2 separate regions of the Mus musculus genome follow, and region 1 is linked to region 2. The links are chromatin loops, found by intact Hi-C in ENCODE. Cell type or tissue: left cerebral cortex. All regions are shown on one strand.

Region 1 (8,000 bases), 260 kb before region 2:
AATGAGGTCACCCTGAGGCTTCCTACGATTGGAGATCCTGGTTTAGCCAGACCCTGCAGTGACACATTCACACTGCTGCTGCTCAATGCCCTCCTTCACGAGGTCATCGATGGTCACCCACTTGAGATAGTGCTCTTCAACCCTTTCCCAAGTTCTGAGCATTTGACTTTTTTTTTTCCGGTTGATAATTTTATAATTCATACACATGTATGCTGTATGCTTCCCCTCCAACTCCTCCTGGGCCCCTCCTCAAATTTTGGAGTGCTATAATTCTGATATGCAATATGTATGTATATAACATATGTATATATAAAAATCTATCAAATTCCACTGGTGTTACTCTTAGATACATTTCCCGGGTCTATTCCTTAGCATCGGGAAACCTACGAAGGGACTTGTTTCTGGAGAAAACAAAGACTTCCTTCCTCAGCTCCGTATCTATAGGTGGGGCTGTGTGAAGTTCTCTTCCATTCCTTGTTGACATGTTGACAGATGTCATATTTTGCAGACTTCAAGCAAGTGTTCACTCTTGGAAGCAAGCTTGCACAGCTCTTTCTCATACTGGAAGAACCAGTCCTTGGTAAGAAAGCTTCCAGGTCTGTTCCAGAGAGATTCTTCAGGTACTATGACCAAATTATGTGGTGTCTCAGCAATAGGGTCTTACATTCAAGATCGGCAAGGCAACTAAGGGCAATGGAAAAAGCTTATATTGTTTTGGAGGTGTATTGGAGGCATGCAAGCGTAGAATTGGAGGTCTTGTTAGATGTCCCATGGCTGCTTGGAAAAACATCACTCTGTGTAGAATAAGTTCATCTAAACTATCTATATCGATATATCTATATCTTCATGCTTACATGGTATATGCTTATAAAATAATATGTCTTAATATGGCCCTTTCCAAAACCCCCAGTGTTATTTATCTTTTCCCCCTCTCCTTTTGCAATACCCATCATACCTTTTCCCTGGCTAGGGTCCTTCATTTTTCCCTTTTCCTTTCACACCACCTGTGTCCTACTGTCCCCTTTATGTCCCATCTTAGTCTCCACAATCTGATTATATTAACTTACATGGTAAAAAGACATTGAGTATACAGATCATTCCTGAATCTTGAAACAAGGTTATCTTGGTTTACTTAATTTGGCCCCAAAGGTTTCATGTAAGAAGGAGTCAAGAGTCTTAGTGCCAAAGAAGATGAATTAATGGCAGAAATACCAGGACAAGAGGGGTCAGACGATGGCCTCACTTCTCATTTTGGAGACAGGAAAAGACCACAATAAAGGTTGCAGGTGACCTCCAAAATCTGACTGGGGAGAACACACAGTATCCCCAAATCCCCAAGAAGGAATGAAACCATCCCGGCCATTTCCTTTTTAGCCCAGTAGAGGCAAGTGGGGCTCCTGTCTCCTGAATCACAGAGAGTAAGTTTGTGTGACTTTGTGACATTGAATTTTTGGTAACAGTCACAGCAGCAATAGGAAATGAACACAATGGAGATTGGAGGTCATAGGAAAATAGACTGGAATCCTCTTTCTCTGATTAGCTGTGGGACTAGAGACCAGTTGGTTAATCTCTGCAGTGCTTGTTGCTTTAAACCTTTACAATGAACTATAGAGAAATATGTTGTAGTTCAGATGAAGCTGGGTTGCTGACACCCCACATGTCACTGCTAGAAGTGCACCCACATACATGACTACTTCTCCCGGAAGTGCTAATGGGGCTCTTATTCGAAATACAAGTAAGCCTTTTTCAAACACATGTTGCAATCTCTCTGGTTTCTGTCACTTTCCTTCAGTTTCTGTGTGTAACAAAGTGTTAAAATGTGACCATCTCTCTTTGAGTTTAGCTAGAATCAAGAATAAGGCAAGAACCCTTTCATTGCAAGAGGAGTTCTGAGCCATTCTTACAGGACTGGAGTAGACAAAGCTGAAACAGAACCTTCAGCATCACTGTCGTTAGGGAAGGGAAGTGATGTAGAACTAGCGCTCAGTCCCCTGTGCCATCTTACAGTCTGGGCACTTGTTTACACACTCCTTTCTCATGTAAGTAGTTTCTACTCCTCTTCCCTCAATCTTTTCCTCACTCTTAAACTCTCTTCCTTGTCTCTTCCCCTTCCTTCCCTTCTTATTAATTGCTTTTATTCTTCTATTTTCCTTGATATTTCTTTCTGTTTTTTTCTCTCAAGAATTTTCTTCTTCTGGCCATGTTGAGAGTTCCCACTAAGGTTGTTTTAATTTCTTCCTGAATATTTAAAATGATTTATCATTTAAGCCTTTACTGAAGAATTTTATTGACCACACTTTGTGATTTGAAATGGTTGAGTTGACAAAAACATATAAGGGGATGGATTATGGAAAGTTGAATCAATTTTGTTCCTACCCCATGGTTGATTAGAGGACTCAAAATCATTCTGAGCATGTGTTCTATTCTCTTGGGGTTTACTGGACAGTTTTCTGGTGGAAAGTAATCAAAGAAGTCTACATAGCCACTACTCTTCCTCACTGGGTTGTACAACACTGAGGAAGGACCACACTGGGAAGGAAGGAACTCTCATTATGGGGGTTGGAAAGGATTCTTGCATCTTTCTCATAAGCAGGAAATAACCAAGGATAGAGGGTCATCCTAGAATAGAAAGAGAACCTTGAGATCATGTTGATAAGGTGGACTACCTTCTCTAAAGACTAAGGGTTGAAGTTAGGATGGATATTAGGTAAAAGATCTGTCCCACATGGAGGTATTTGATAGTCACTGATGAAGAGTCTGAGAGAAACCTGAGAGTGTCTTTTAGGAAAAAGGAACCAACCTTCCTACATGCAGGTCTGAGGAATACTGGAGGACAGTGCCCGTGCCAACTCAACACATAAATGGTTATGTGAGATTTTTCTTCCTATAGGTTGAACCTTGGAGAGCTCAGAAGTCAGTGTTGCCATTTGGGGAGGAGAGAACAAAACACTAAGTGTTTTCCCGGCTTTGGGCTCTCTGGCTACCCAATCTATACAGAAGTTCCAATGCCAACTGAAGCTCAGAGTCAAATCATTTTCCCCTGATTTATACACAATCAAATTGAGGCAACAGAAGTGCTGTCTGTCTTGATGGCTAGAAATAGAGATTTTCATTCCCAGCCGTGTCTAAGAAAACCGTGGAAACTATCTGAGAATTCATGCCAGGTCCAGAAGAGTGACAGTCCAGAGCGCTTTTGGGAAATGGTGGTTAGGAAGAAAAGGCGTGTCTGTGGTCTGCCAGTGGGCTAAAGTGTGAACTGTTTTTCCAGCACTCAGCAGATGCCTACACCCCCCCTGTCTCTCATTTCATCCTTTCCAGACCAACTCCTGAATCCCAGTCTGTGTTGGCTTCCCCCTTATCAACCTTATTTTTCATCTTCTATTCTTTTTCTCCCTTTGTAATAATATAAACTCCAGAAAGACATGTGTTCCTCTTTCCTCCACAATTCTGTCTTCAGCCTCTAGAACAACAGCTTTACAAAGTCAGTTTTTGATTCACATTCATCTAATAAAACCCACAGGTAAACACACCTGGCTGGCTTCATGTTCGTCAACTCAGAAGAACCCATCATTTTCTTAATATAAAACCTGGATCCAAGATTCTTTTTCTCAGGTACTAAGAGAGAGGAGAAAGTATAATAAAAAATTGGGTGAAGGCAGAGGTTGGGAGAAGGTGAGTGTGTGGAGAAGGTAGATGTGGGGAGAGGGCAGAGGTAGGGAGAATGCAGAGACAGGATAAAATCTTGGGCAGGAAGAAAATAAGAGAAAAAAAAGTAGAAGATGGGAAGGTACAGAGGTATGGCTCTCCTTACCAAAGGGTTGTTGTTAATACAATGAAATGGAATAATGTATGTGGAGAACTGAGGATATCTCATAAAATATACTAGAGCCATTTCTCAGTATCTGGGGGATTTGCTCCAGAACATATCTCCTCCCTTCAGATGCTCAAGTCTGTGAATACTTCTGTCCATGTATAAGAGTGTTTATATGTGACCATGGATGGTCTCCCATATACTCACAGCCTTCTCTGTGGGATATCAACACTGAGCATTGTGTAAGTGGCAGTAAATAGTAGTTATACTACACTGCTAGGAAAAATGATGGGAACCAAACTTATGTGTTCAGTATTGACAGGTCATATTGTTCTAACTCCAACTTAGACTCATGGTTGATTGAGATTTTACAGATAGAATCTAAAAATCCAAGGACCCAATAATGATATATCTATTGAAAAAATGTTTATATATATATATATTGTGTATAAGTCTTATTTAAGGTTCCTATTGTTGCAATAAGTCATCTTTCCCAAAAGCAACTTGTGGAGGAAAGGGTTTGTTTCCATTTACACTTGTAGTCTCTCACTAAGGGAAGTCAAGGCAGGAACTCAGGACAGGAATCTGTAGGTAGAGGCCCTGGACGAGTGTTGAGAATTAGCTTGCTCCTATTAGTTCATTCAACTTGCCTTCTTATAGGTCCAGTACCACAAGCCCAGGAGTTGCATCTCCCATAATGGCCCGAACCCTCCTACTTAAATCATAAATCAAGAAAATGGACCACACGTTTGCCCCACTGGCCAATCTAGTGGAACCATTTTTTCACATAAAACCTAGTCAGCACAACGTGTATGGGTGTTTTGCCTGCATGTATCTGTATGTGTGGCAGGTGCATGCTGGTGTCCACAGAGAGCAATTATATAGATATTTTTTTGTAACTGCAATTATAGTTGGTTGTAAGCTGCCACGTTGGTGCTGGGAATGGGATCTGTGTGTACAAGAACCACAAGCACTCTTAACCACTGAGCCATCTCTCCAGCCTTAATCACCATCTTTCTTAGATGTGACTGTAGCTTTTCTCTTCTTTTATGTGCACATGTGTACAGATGTGCATCAAAGCGCACGTTTGTGTGTGTGTGTGTGGTACATGTACACATGTTCTCATGCACACAGAGGGCAGAGATTCATCTTCACTGTTTTTCTTAGTTGCTCTTTGTCTCGATTTTTGAGACAGGGTCTTTCACGGACTCTGGAGCGTAGGAATTTAGAAAGACTTGCCCCAGTGAGTCCCAGGAATCCCCACCTGTCTCTGTTGACTGTCTCTGCTGTAATCTATGGCACTGGAGTACAAGTGCACCAACACACCCAGGTTTTTTTATGTGCATTCTGAGGGATCAAACTCAGGTCCTCATGTTTACGCAACAAGCACTCCACGGGTTAAGCCGTGTGTTCCTGGTTCCTCTAAATTCCCTGTTTAATATCAATTTCCTGTGTGTTCGGGTACAAGTTTCTGTGCACACTTCATGAGCAGCTCAAAGCCAAAATATTTTACTCATGAGTCATTCTTTTGCTGCCAAAGCAGCTCCTGTCTCCCCCGCTACCTCAGAGAGTCAGTGTAATAGGAAAAGCCCCTCTCTTTCAAACATCACTTCCTCTTCTCAAGTCCAGCTGGCTGTCAGATCCTGCTGCCGCCATGGGAAGCCCTGACATTTGCCTCCTGTGCTCCAGAGGTGACCTCTTACCGGTGATTCTTCTTCAATTCCAGCCCACGTGGTTGAAAGCTTGGCCCTGACAGAACATATGTTCCCTCACCGCAGAGTTTGTGTGTAAGAGCATTTTCTGAGAGGTTTCCTGCAGGACAAAATGCAGCCCACACAGCAGGAGGCTGAGCTCCTGCAGGCTGTAATGCCTTGGCTTTCTTACATTCTGTCTCCCCATGTCTCCTTGTCCTTGGAGAATTTCATGCTGGTTTTTAAGTTCCTTATGCCCAGATCCTTCTTTTGTTTTGTGTCCTCTGAACATTTCTAGAACTTATGCCTAATAATCTCCCTGTCCTTGTCTCTCACTCCCTCCTTCCCTGCCTCCCTCCCCTCTCTCTTACATAAAAACTTTTTTTGACAATATAATATAATTACAACATTTATTGCTCCCTTTCCATTATCCAAATGCTCCCATCACCCCTCTCCACTATCTCTCAAAACCATGGCCTCTTCTTACATGAATTGTTCTTGCATGCATATATTTCTGAATATCACTTGCTCAACCTGTGCAATGCTACTTGTGTGTATGTTTTCAGAGCTGACCATTTGGCACTGAACAAACAACTGTTGTGCTCTTCCCAGGGGAAGAGGATCTCTCCTGCTCCCAGCTCTCCTCGGTGACCTATAGCTCATCGTGTAGGCTTAAGGCTCCCGGGCTTCGCTTTGCAAAATTTGTTTCTAACACTCTTGCTCAAGGTTTCTGCCTTTCTTCTGGAAGTTAACTGACATCCTCAGTTATAATTATTTACTTTTCTTTCTATCCTTCAAGTGCAATAGATGCTCTTTAAAATGCACAGTTTGTTGACTTTGTTTTATTTTCAGTGTTTAAAACAGGAAGAGACAGAGGCTACAATACTTTGGATGAATAATGCAGATCTTGATTTCATGCCTAAACTAGACAGGTGACCTTGGGTTTGAGACACAGTCTTGGGATGACAGGTACCCTTGTTGCCTGCTAGTGCAAAGGTATATGAGAAATAGTTGTGGCTTCTAAGACACAGCCAAAATTACCAATTTGTTGCACCAGAAATTTAGGTTGCTCAAGTTTTTTCAAGGATAGTTTTATAATGTGTCAACCTGATAAATAACTAATAAACAAAGGGAAAAAACCTATAGGATGAAGAATTTTTATTACAAATGTTAATGATGTCTCTACCCCTAGCCCCCAAACTGCTTATGGGAACCTGTCCCCAGTTAGTTCTGATTGGTAAATAAAAATGCCAACAGCCAATAACTGGGAAGGACAGACAGAGGTGGGATTTTACGATTTCCTGGGCTTGGAGCCAGGATCAGGAAGAACAAGGGGTTGATCCACCATGCTTAGTGGGGAGTGTGGACAAAGGCGAGAGAGACAGGCTTCAATGTGGTAGACAAGCAAGGAGAGTGCCCTGGGCTCTGGACTAAGAAAGCTCACCCAGAGGACATTATAAGTAGGTTTGGAGCAGCCAAGGTAGAGTATAGAATTAGTAAATAATAACTCAGGATTAACGATATGGAGGCTAGGCAGTGGATCAGCTTTTGTACTGTTTAAGGCATATCAAAATATAAAGGTTGTGTGTTTGTCTTTCACTTGGGGATGTAAACCATTGGTGTGGGTGGTGAACCACACTGTTGGGATTTATTCATAATCACTTCTACAGACTTGTCATCCTGTGCTTCTTGAATTTAATAGTCATGCTCTCTTCTGATGTTCCTCATGTTGGGAAGGATAAGACAGAGATATTCAGTGAGCTGTTAAGGACTTTCTATTCTGCAAGGTTAGGAGCTGTCAGTATGGAAAAGACACAAGAAAAGTGGACAAAGGCTTTATAGTAACATCTATCTGGTTTGCCCTAAAGCATAGGAGATACATGGTCATCTGCACACCTGGATCAAATTTGACCCTTACCTTGGTGAGCCAGAGTGCCATGGCTTCCCAGTGCCAGGCCTGTGATCTTCAGATTATTTTTCAGTGTTGGTGTGTTGAATTCTCAACAGTACTATTAGGGCTTCCCTAATTTGATGATAAACTGACTAGTTCATTCCTAAATTAAAAGCAGAATTCATGGTAAGGTATTATACTGGAATGGACTGGAATGAGAGGGAGAAGGAAGGTCAGCAGGCCTTCTCCTATCTCCCATAGCTCAGGACGGTGCTTTGTCAGATCCAGGAAGGATCTTGATGTCCACTTCCACTGAGTGGGGGAAAATCCAGAAAGACAAGCACTGGCACTGGCTTTCCTAAATCACATAGCCCGAGGCCCATGGCTTTCAATAGGAACATAGGAGTTTCCTTCCTGGTTGGGTCATCTTCCTGGAGATCAAAGTTTAAATGCTTCAGTTCCCTTTTTCCACTGGCACTTATGAAAGACACATGGGCCTTGTCAGGCCATTGTTCATGAAAGAGAGATGATTGCTGAGCCTATAGGAGGTGGCTGACTGCTTGTCAGACAGGGTGCCAGTCAATTAGCAGGTAGTGTTTTCTAAGTT
Region 2 (8,000 bases):
CTCTCACCACAAGTTCCATTTAATCAGATTGTGTGACCGATCACAAATATCAATTCAATTCTGTCACACAGAAGGATGAAAATGGGTCTGCCCCCGAGTAGTATTTCAAGTTGTTAATCATACAGATGTCTATAAAATGCTTCTTAAACTTTCAACAGGGCTCACATATGATTAATCTTTAGCGAAAATAGAAAAAAAATAACATTCTGTCCTACTTTTGTTTCAATTCTGTTTATATAATCGCCAGAGTGATCTGTTCATTCAAGGAAAAGACAAGAGACACAGTTGGTGATTTGAAGATAACTGTATTCAAACTAAGGGGACATGACTCACTTAGTGGTTTCGTAAAAACATGTGCATCCTACTTTCCCTTCTCCGCTAGCTATGTGGACTTTGCCAGCCTTTACACATCATGGTCTTAAGGCAGTTTCCTATGGCAGAATGGTCTACCGTGGGCCTTTCATATAGAGCCACCAATCTCCATCTCAATAGCGAGTTTTACTTTGTCACATGAGTAGCACTTTGTCTACCTGAGTAGAGTAATGTCTGGCAAGGAGAAAAGTGAGGTTGTTTCGTACGATATAGCAGCATCAGGCTGTGTATTTACTGAAATAAAAGGTAACATCAATGTGATCATGCAAAGGCAACTTTCAAGGAAAAGTTGAGCAAGAAAGTTTCAAGAGCATTGCAGAAATTTCCTTGGTCAGTTTATCAACATTGTCTGCATTATAAACACGCTCACTCAAATCATAACAGTTTTGAAGCATAGCCATCTACCTATCCTTAGAACAATGGCAGTTCATGCTTCTTACAGGCATTTCGAGACACTGCTTTACTACATTGGGAGATTTCATCTGAGTCTAATTTTACACAATCGTGGTTCCTTTATATAAAAGTATTTCTAACTTTTTAGTTAGGAACTACTCTCTCTATCTAATTTTTTTTTTTGGAAATTGTTATTTAACAATCAAACCTCGTTTTACTTTCTTCATATCTGTTGTTAATATTTTTGGTATTATGCTTTGGAATATGGGTTGTTCTCTTGTAAAATACAAGGGATACACTAGGGTGTCTCAGAGGGAGATTTGTGGCCATTTAGTGAGTTCAGTTTCCCAGCTTCACAACTGTGTACTGACTGTACTTTTCATTTATCTGACATGTTAAGGTCTTGAACCCATTCACAATTGCTTTAACTTTTAAAAATTTATCTACTAACTCACTTTACATCCTGCTCACTGCACCCCTCTTAGTCACCCAGTCCCACAATCTTTCTCTCTACCCTCTCCCCTTCTCCTTTGAGTAGGTAGGTGGCTCCCTGGTATCCTCCTACCCTGACACTTCAAGTCTCTGTGAAGATGTGCACAGCCTCTCCCACTGAGGCCAGACAAGGCAGCCCAAGTAGAAGAACGAATTTCAGAATGGCTTTAATTTTAAAGAAAATGAAAATCCTACTCAAGTAGGGCTGGGGCATAAAAGATTATTATTTATTTACATGACTAAGAACTCCAGAGGCAATGGCTTCGGGTACAAGCTGAACCAGCAGGTTAATTATATTTACGTTAGAAGTTATTTCTTTACATTTCTCATGAATTTGTTCTATGTTCCAGTTTTGGCCTCAGGCTAGAACTGCTAATGGCATCAGCTCCAGGCCCACATCTCCTCCAACAAAAAGGTAGGTCTTAGCAGTCAACTCTTCTAGCCTGGTTTCCAAAGATCAGTCTGATTGAATGAGCAGTGGCAAAGTGTTCAGTTTAAACCAATCATGATGCCAGAAAAAAAGTCATCCCTCCCCCCCCAAATAACCTAAGGACAGACAGGGACCCACACCGTATCTGAAACAAGATATTTCCTCAGAGAACATCTGAGTATCAAAGAAGAGAATTAATGGAAGTAACTGATGCCTACCAAGGAATCAACTCAGGAGGATGTGGTGACCAATCTTGATTTGAGCTCCTCTAGGAAAGCAGCTTACGGCATGTCTATGAGAATGTTTCCAGAGACATCCTGAAGAAGAAAGATGCTGCCTCCAATCTGTGGATTTGTCGCACCATCCTACAGGCTAGGGTCCCATACCAAATATAAAGGCACAAAGGTGAGTTCAGGTGAGCACCAGCATCAGCTGCCTTCTGTTTCTTGGATTAGGATACAATGAGAAGAGCTGCCCAGCTTTGATGCTGCTGAAGGTCTGTTTGTTCTGATCCTCTAGCCATCCCTGTCACAGTGGACTGAGACCAGTCAAAAGCACTCCATCTGTCATTTCTTTTTGTCTTGCATTTTGTCATAGCAAGGGGAAAGGTAAACAGTAATGCAGATGCTACCTGTAAAATAAATCATCATCATTAAAAAATAAAACAAAACAAAAAAACAACCAAAAACCAAGCCTGAAAACACTAAGGGAACTTCATCCTTAAAATTGTTCCACCTCTCCTTAAAAAAAAAAAAATCTGTCTTCCTTTTGTTTGACTCAGTGTCAAACTCTCAGAATGGCTTAGATCCATAGTTGATTTCCTTAAGGCTGAGAATGGGTTAATGATTGAAGGCACTGCATTTACTATAAATAATGTCTCATATGTTCCCAGTAAAGTCCTGCTAGTGAATTCCCTCAATTTGCATCAACCCAGAGGCCAATGTGTAATTATTTAAATGAGAATTTTTTTTAAGAGGACTGATTCCCCAAGGATTGACTCACAACCTATTGTCTTGTGGAGCCAGTAATAGCCTCAAGGAAAAGAAAGTCTTCCACTTACTGTGGAAGACTTCACTAAGTGAAAATAGAGTCTTCTGTCTGTAACAAAAGGGCTCTGTGAGGTTAGAGTGTGTTCCATCTGTCTTAGCCTCACTTATGAAATGAACTCCTTGCTCATGAGCTGATAAGCATCCCCGTTACCATGGTATCAAGGAGGAACTCAGAGCTAACCCAGCATTTGGCATGTGGGAGACCCACGAACAGGTGCAAACACTGTAAACTCAAACATGAACTGCAAACACCCCCTGTAAGTGTACACAGGAACCATTCTCAAGCAAGCCCACAGGAAGGGGGTCTTGGCCCTAGAGCAAGGAGAGTTACCATTAAAACTGTTGCCAAATTCCTATCTTCCTTTAAGGCCTTGAGACTTCATGCTCCTTCTTGCCTCTGAAAATGTGTCTTCTCTTTTATTCCTCTTCAAGTCTAGGCTCATATGTCACCCTTTCCATAAAGCTAGAATAGTTCACACTACCTTCTGAAGACTTCCTATGTAATTCCCACAGTATGCACCTGACATGCATTTGAATTGAATTCCTTAGCCCTCAGTAGAACTGTGATCATGTCCCAGGTGAGATTAGGACTACATCTCAGAGAGATTCCCATGGGCCCCAGCTACTCACTGCCTGCCAAACATTGGCTTTGCTCATGTGGAATATTTTCTTTAAAATACAAATTCCCACTAAGAGGACGATATCTTGTCACCCTTGGATGTATTGAAGAGGATCTAAGTGGCAATCCCGTAAGGGGGTTTTGGAGAGGCTCCCTGTGCTAACAGCAACATTTGACGAACAGCTATTCAGCTCCTTGAGGTCTACAAGCAAGTTTTGCTCCTTGGTTGAGTTCCTCTTCCTCCTCCTCCTCCTCCTCCTCCTCCTCCTCCTCCTCCTCCTCCTCCTCCTCCTCCTCCTCCTCCTCCTCCTCTTCTTCTTCTTCTTCTTCTTCTTCTTCTTCTTCTTCTTCTTCTTCTTCTTCTTCTTCTTCTTCTTTCTATGTCTTTTCCTACTTGAGACACTAGGTTTTTCAGTTTTTCTTCTCTGGGAAAGGTAAATTAGTCTCAACATTTTGTTTTTCCATTAAAGAAAAGAATTATGTTTCAAAATAGTTGGTAGCAAATTCAAAAATAATTCTAACATTTTTATCTTAGGACATGAGTGATTCATGTAGCTAAGCAACCCACACATTCAGTATACATTTGAGCCTTTCTCCCCCAAATATGGGATCCTCATAAGCAGGACATTGAGTCATGTCAACCTTTGGGACAACAAGAATCACAGTTCGACACAATGAAAGGTGAAAAACGCACACAAAATTTCTTTTCCTTTCCTCCTCTTGCAGTGGAGGCGGAAGCTGGTGACTAAAAGGATATTTACGTAACACACTGGATGCTGTCTCTGGTCCTCAGCTGTGCTGGATTCTCCCCAGCACAAGCTCAGCAAGCTTTGCTCGCTCTCTAAACAAGTTTCCACCTGCTCACTGGAGGGCTTATTTTACCTGTTTGAGCACTTTTGCTTTTCCCTGTTTCTAACCATGGTACCAAAGAGAAACACAGACTAATGACTCTGCCTGTTTCTTGGCAGCGTTATGGATGGGATTTAAAGGTAATAGACCATCTTCTTTCCTGGTTGGTTTGGAAAGCCAGTAATGTTTTGTTTCTGGGGAGAGAGTCCTGTCTAGGCCCTCTCTCGTTATTGAAGGGAGGGAAAGTTATAACTGAGAGATGAAGAAAGGCATCCCTATGTGCGCCCAAACTCTGTGGACCATGCCCGTGTCTTCATTTTTCCTTTTGTAGATAGCAAATAATACAGAAATATCAGAGCATTAGTGAGACTCAAATAAGATGTTTGCTTAAGTGATTCTCATTCACTAAGCACTCAATAGACACTGGCTTCCTTCCCTTATTACATGTTCCTTCTGGGAGAAGGGATCAGACACAGTTGAATGCAAAAGATCTTGACTCTCCTATACCATTGTAAGTGCAGAATCAACAATGTGAACGCCTGGGAAGCTAAGACACTTTCAGATTGATGACGGCCATCTTTGTACCCTCTGCTCCCTTAATTCTATTTATTTACCAAGTATATTCAGACTTCAATTTTCCGAGCTGGTTGTTAGAGTCTAGAAGGCATGATTGAGTGAGACATGATCACTTTCCTCAGAGGTCTCCTTGTATTGTGAGACACAGCTGTGTAAATACAATCACAACAGCCAACAGTCACAGAACACTCACTATGTGCCAAGCATTGCCCTGTGTGCTCTGCATACACTAATTTATTTACTCCGTTCAACAGCTATGTAATTTGGTTGAATGTACCAAAATATGTTTCACAAAATGCTCTTGAACCCCCAAATGACCAAGGAGCTAAATCCGATGCAATCATAATAGGATCTCTTTATTCAGGCTTGAGCTTGGGCTCCCCACTAACCATGATACAGCAGGAAGGTGGAGTCCTGAGCCTAGTTTTAGGCAAACATTTATAGAGGCAAGAAGGGAGTACGTAGCTTGGTACACATCTGACTGGGGGACCATTATGGGCTTTAACATAACTGGCTGATGCTGGGAGCCAAACCATAAACCTGATTTTTTTCCTGATTGGTGATTGATAGGAAGTGAAGTATCAGGGTGGGCTTGTAATCTGGGGGTGCACATTTATTTGGGGGGAATAGGCTGGAAACTGGTAGACACAGGTCTTGTTGGGCAGTAGCCTGGAAACTGGTGCTACTGAATTCAAACTTAGGGTAGGTTCTCTAAGATGGAGTCTGAACCCAAGAGCTTTGGCTTCTTATTATCAACTACAGTTTTGAGCCAGCAATGGGCTCAGAGAGTTCTCCCCATGGTCACATAGTTAGGCAGTGGGGTCTAGCTCTACCATATTTTTCTCTTTACCATTATTTTTCGTTACCATGCTACATACAGACAGCATACACTCCACATAAAGATCCCAATGTCAAGGCCTGTGGACAGAATGTTTGACAAAGCTAAAGGGACAGGAGGCATTAGATGCATCTTTCAATATTAGAATGTTTAAATTATTTTAGCTTCCTCAAACATGATCTTCATTGATACATCATTTTAATCCAAGGGCTTCACTGGTCTCTAAAAAGGTTGAGGAAATAGAAGCCATCCCAAGCTGCTGATTACAGATATTTCTCTTGAATTTCCCCAAATCCCATTTAAAAATTTGAGCAGCTAAGTAACAGCTCTCTTGCTCCAAAATCCATTGTGACAAAATCTTCCTGTGAGTAAGGAAACGTCAGTACCGCTGGGTTTGCTGCTTGCTGACCCTTAGCCATGCAATGACTCTGAACTTTCTAGATCATCACAGTGCTAGATGAGGAAAGGTCTCATTCAGGACAAGTGATGAAGTTTACTGAGGATAGCTTATGGCTACCAGTAACCTATCTCTTGACAAATAGCTGGGACTCTATTGGTCATTGTGTTTTCTATTTACCCGACTATCAAACAGCAAGTTAGACACTGGATCCAGACCTGTCCACATGACCTCAGCTCCCCTGTGCTGCTGTGACTAGCTACTCCCTAGTCTGGATTCCCGACTGTGTCTGTATTCTGTGGAGCTTTTTCCTACCTGGAAGCTATGCCCTTTTGTTGGAGATAAGTGCATCCAATTCTGCCACTCCTTTAACTATCAGGAATTCATGATGGCACCTACATCAAAGGCCTAGGGAGTGTGCTCAGGAGACTGTTTGCCTACATGCTGTTTCAGACTGTACCTGGGAGGGTAATCTTTTCATCCTGTCGTGCCTTCCTCAGAAGCCTATCAAACAACTCCTGGCCTTTTCCACCTCCCTTTTATCACCCTCTGGAACAAAGTTGGGACTTGTGCAATGACGGGGTGCTTTTCTGTGGGAACAATAATCTCATTTCAATATGTGTGGGTGGGTAGATTATACATTATGGGCTTGGAGCTCAGTTGTAGGACTAGGGAGGGACTCGGTTAAATAGTTGTATGATTAACAAGCTGCTGGATTTTTATGGTTGCGGGAAGAAAAAAAAAGGCTACTGTGGGAATAATCGGTTCAGATGGAGAATGATTCACCCCAAGGTATTCTGTAGGTTGTAAGGTAGGAGTAGAGACAGGCAAGGCAGTGACCCCCCACATACTTGAAAACAAGTGGAGGTTATTTCTTCAGAGGTCTTTCTTTTTTTTTCCCCATTTTTTAATTAGGTATTTAGCTCATTTACATTTCCAATGCTATACCAAAAGTCCCCCATACCTCCCCCCCCACTCCCCTACCCACCCACTCCCCCTTTTTGGTCCTGGCATTCCCCTGTACTGGGGCATATAAAGTTTGCAAGTCCAATGGGCCTCTCTTTGCAGTGATGGCCGACTAGGCCATCTTTTGATACATATGCAGCTAGAGACAAGAGCTCCGGGGTACTGCTTAGTTCATATTGTTGTTCCACCTATAGGGTTGCAGTTCCCTTTAGTTCCTTGGGTACTTTCTCTAGTTCCTCCATTGGGGGCCCTGTGGTCCATTCAGAGGTCTTTCAATGTGGTCTCTCCATTCCTCTCCTCTTTTCTTCTTCCTCTCCTTCCTTCTCATCTTTTTAAAGCTTTTCTACCTCCTTGGGGGGGGGGAATCTGAATGACAGAGGAAAAATGCCAGTAATAGGTGATGCTTTCCTGTATCAGAGCATGCTACTAGTAGCAAGCTATTAGTTACACAGACGGGCTACAGTAAGGAATTGGAAGTCTGCTGCCAAAATAGCGTATTTTTTTTCATTAATCAGATCACTCGTCTTGATTTCACTCACTGTTTTTGAAAGTGTAAATTGGACTCAATAACTTTCCATGTTTTCTCTGAGTTTGTCGACTCACTGACAGTTTGTTGACTCACTGACAGTTTGTTGGGACCTAACACACTAATGTAGGGCTACAGGTCTGTTAACAAACTCTTGGTCCCTGCCTGTGTTTTGAACCAATGGAGAAAAGGTCACTCAATTTAGGCAGATAGAGACAAGACTGTCACCATGTCAGTAGGGAAACCCTGCTAAGGGTCAAGATTCCAGAGAACAGCAGTAATGGCTTTCCTAAGGCCCCAAAACTTCAAATTATGAGCAATTTGTTGAACCATTCTCCAAGGCAGTTCAGACAAGTGTGTTTCCCACCTGCTAGTGGTGGTGGGGTCTCCTTCTCTGGGAGGCTTCCAGCACGGAATCACAATTCATGCTATGTCTTTTGCTTTCAGGGCTACTCGAAAGACTCCCAAATGAACAGCTTGTGTGAATAAGCTC

Evidence for each region. Hi-C counts contacts between places; a loop is a spot of excess contacts. Peaks named below come from ENCODE experiments on the same cell type or tissue, not always from the same donor. Only the 100,000 strongest peaks of a DNase experiment are listed, where the experiment ranks them.
Region 1: a loop joins it to region 2, with 2.1 times the contacts of the local background. A loop is called at or near these places in 2 of 42 quality-filtered maps.

What each region holds. Positions count from the first base shown.
Region 1 is chr15:61,768,419-61,776,418 of GRCm38, reverse strand. It overlaps D030024E09Rik (RIKEN cDNA D030024E09 gene), which reads left to right and starts at 1,968. Exons shown (of 5, transcript NR_040350.1): 1 at 1,968-2,039; 2 at 3,521-3,612. In left cerebral cortex, CTCF peaks have their summits at 3,268 and 3,474; DNase peaks (open chromatin) are centred at 3,213, 5,395 and 5,588.
Region 2 is chr15:61,505,174-61,513,173 of GRCm38, reverse strand. No RefSeq gene overlaps it. Among named protein-coding and RNA genes, the nearest start is that of Gm24696, 150 kb to the right of the region's middle. In left cerebral cortex, no CTCF peak of the experiment used is centred here; DNase peaks (open chromatin) are centred at 2,915, 3,320, 3,396, 4,109 and 1 more place.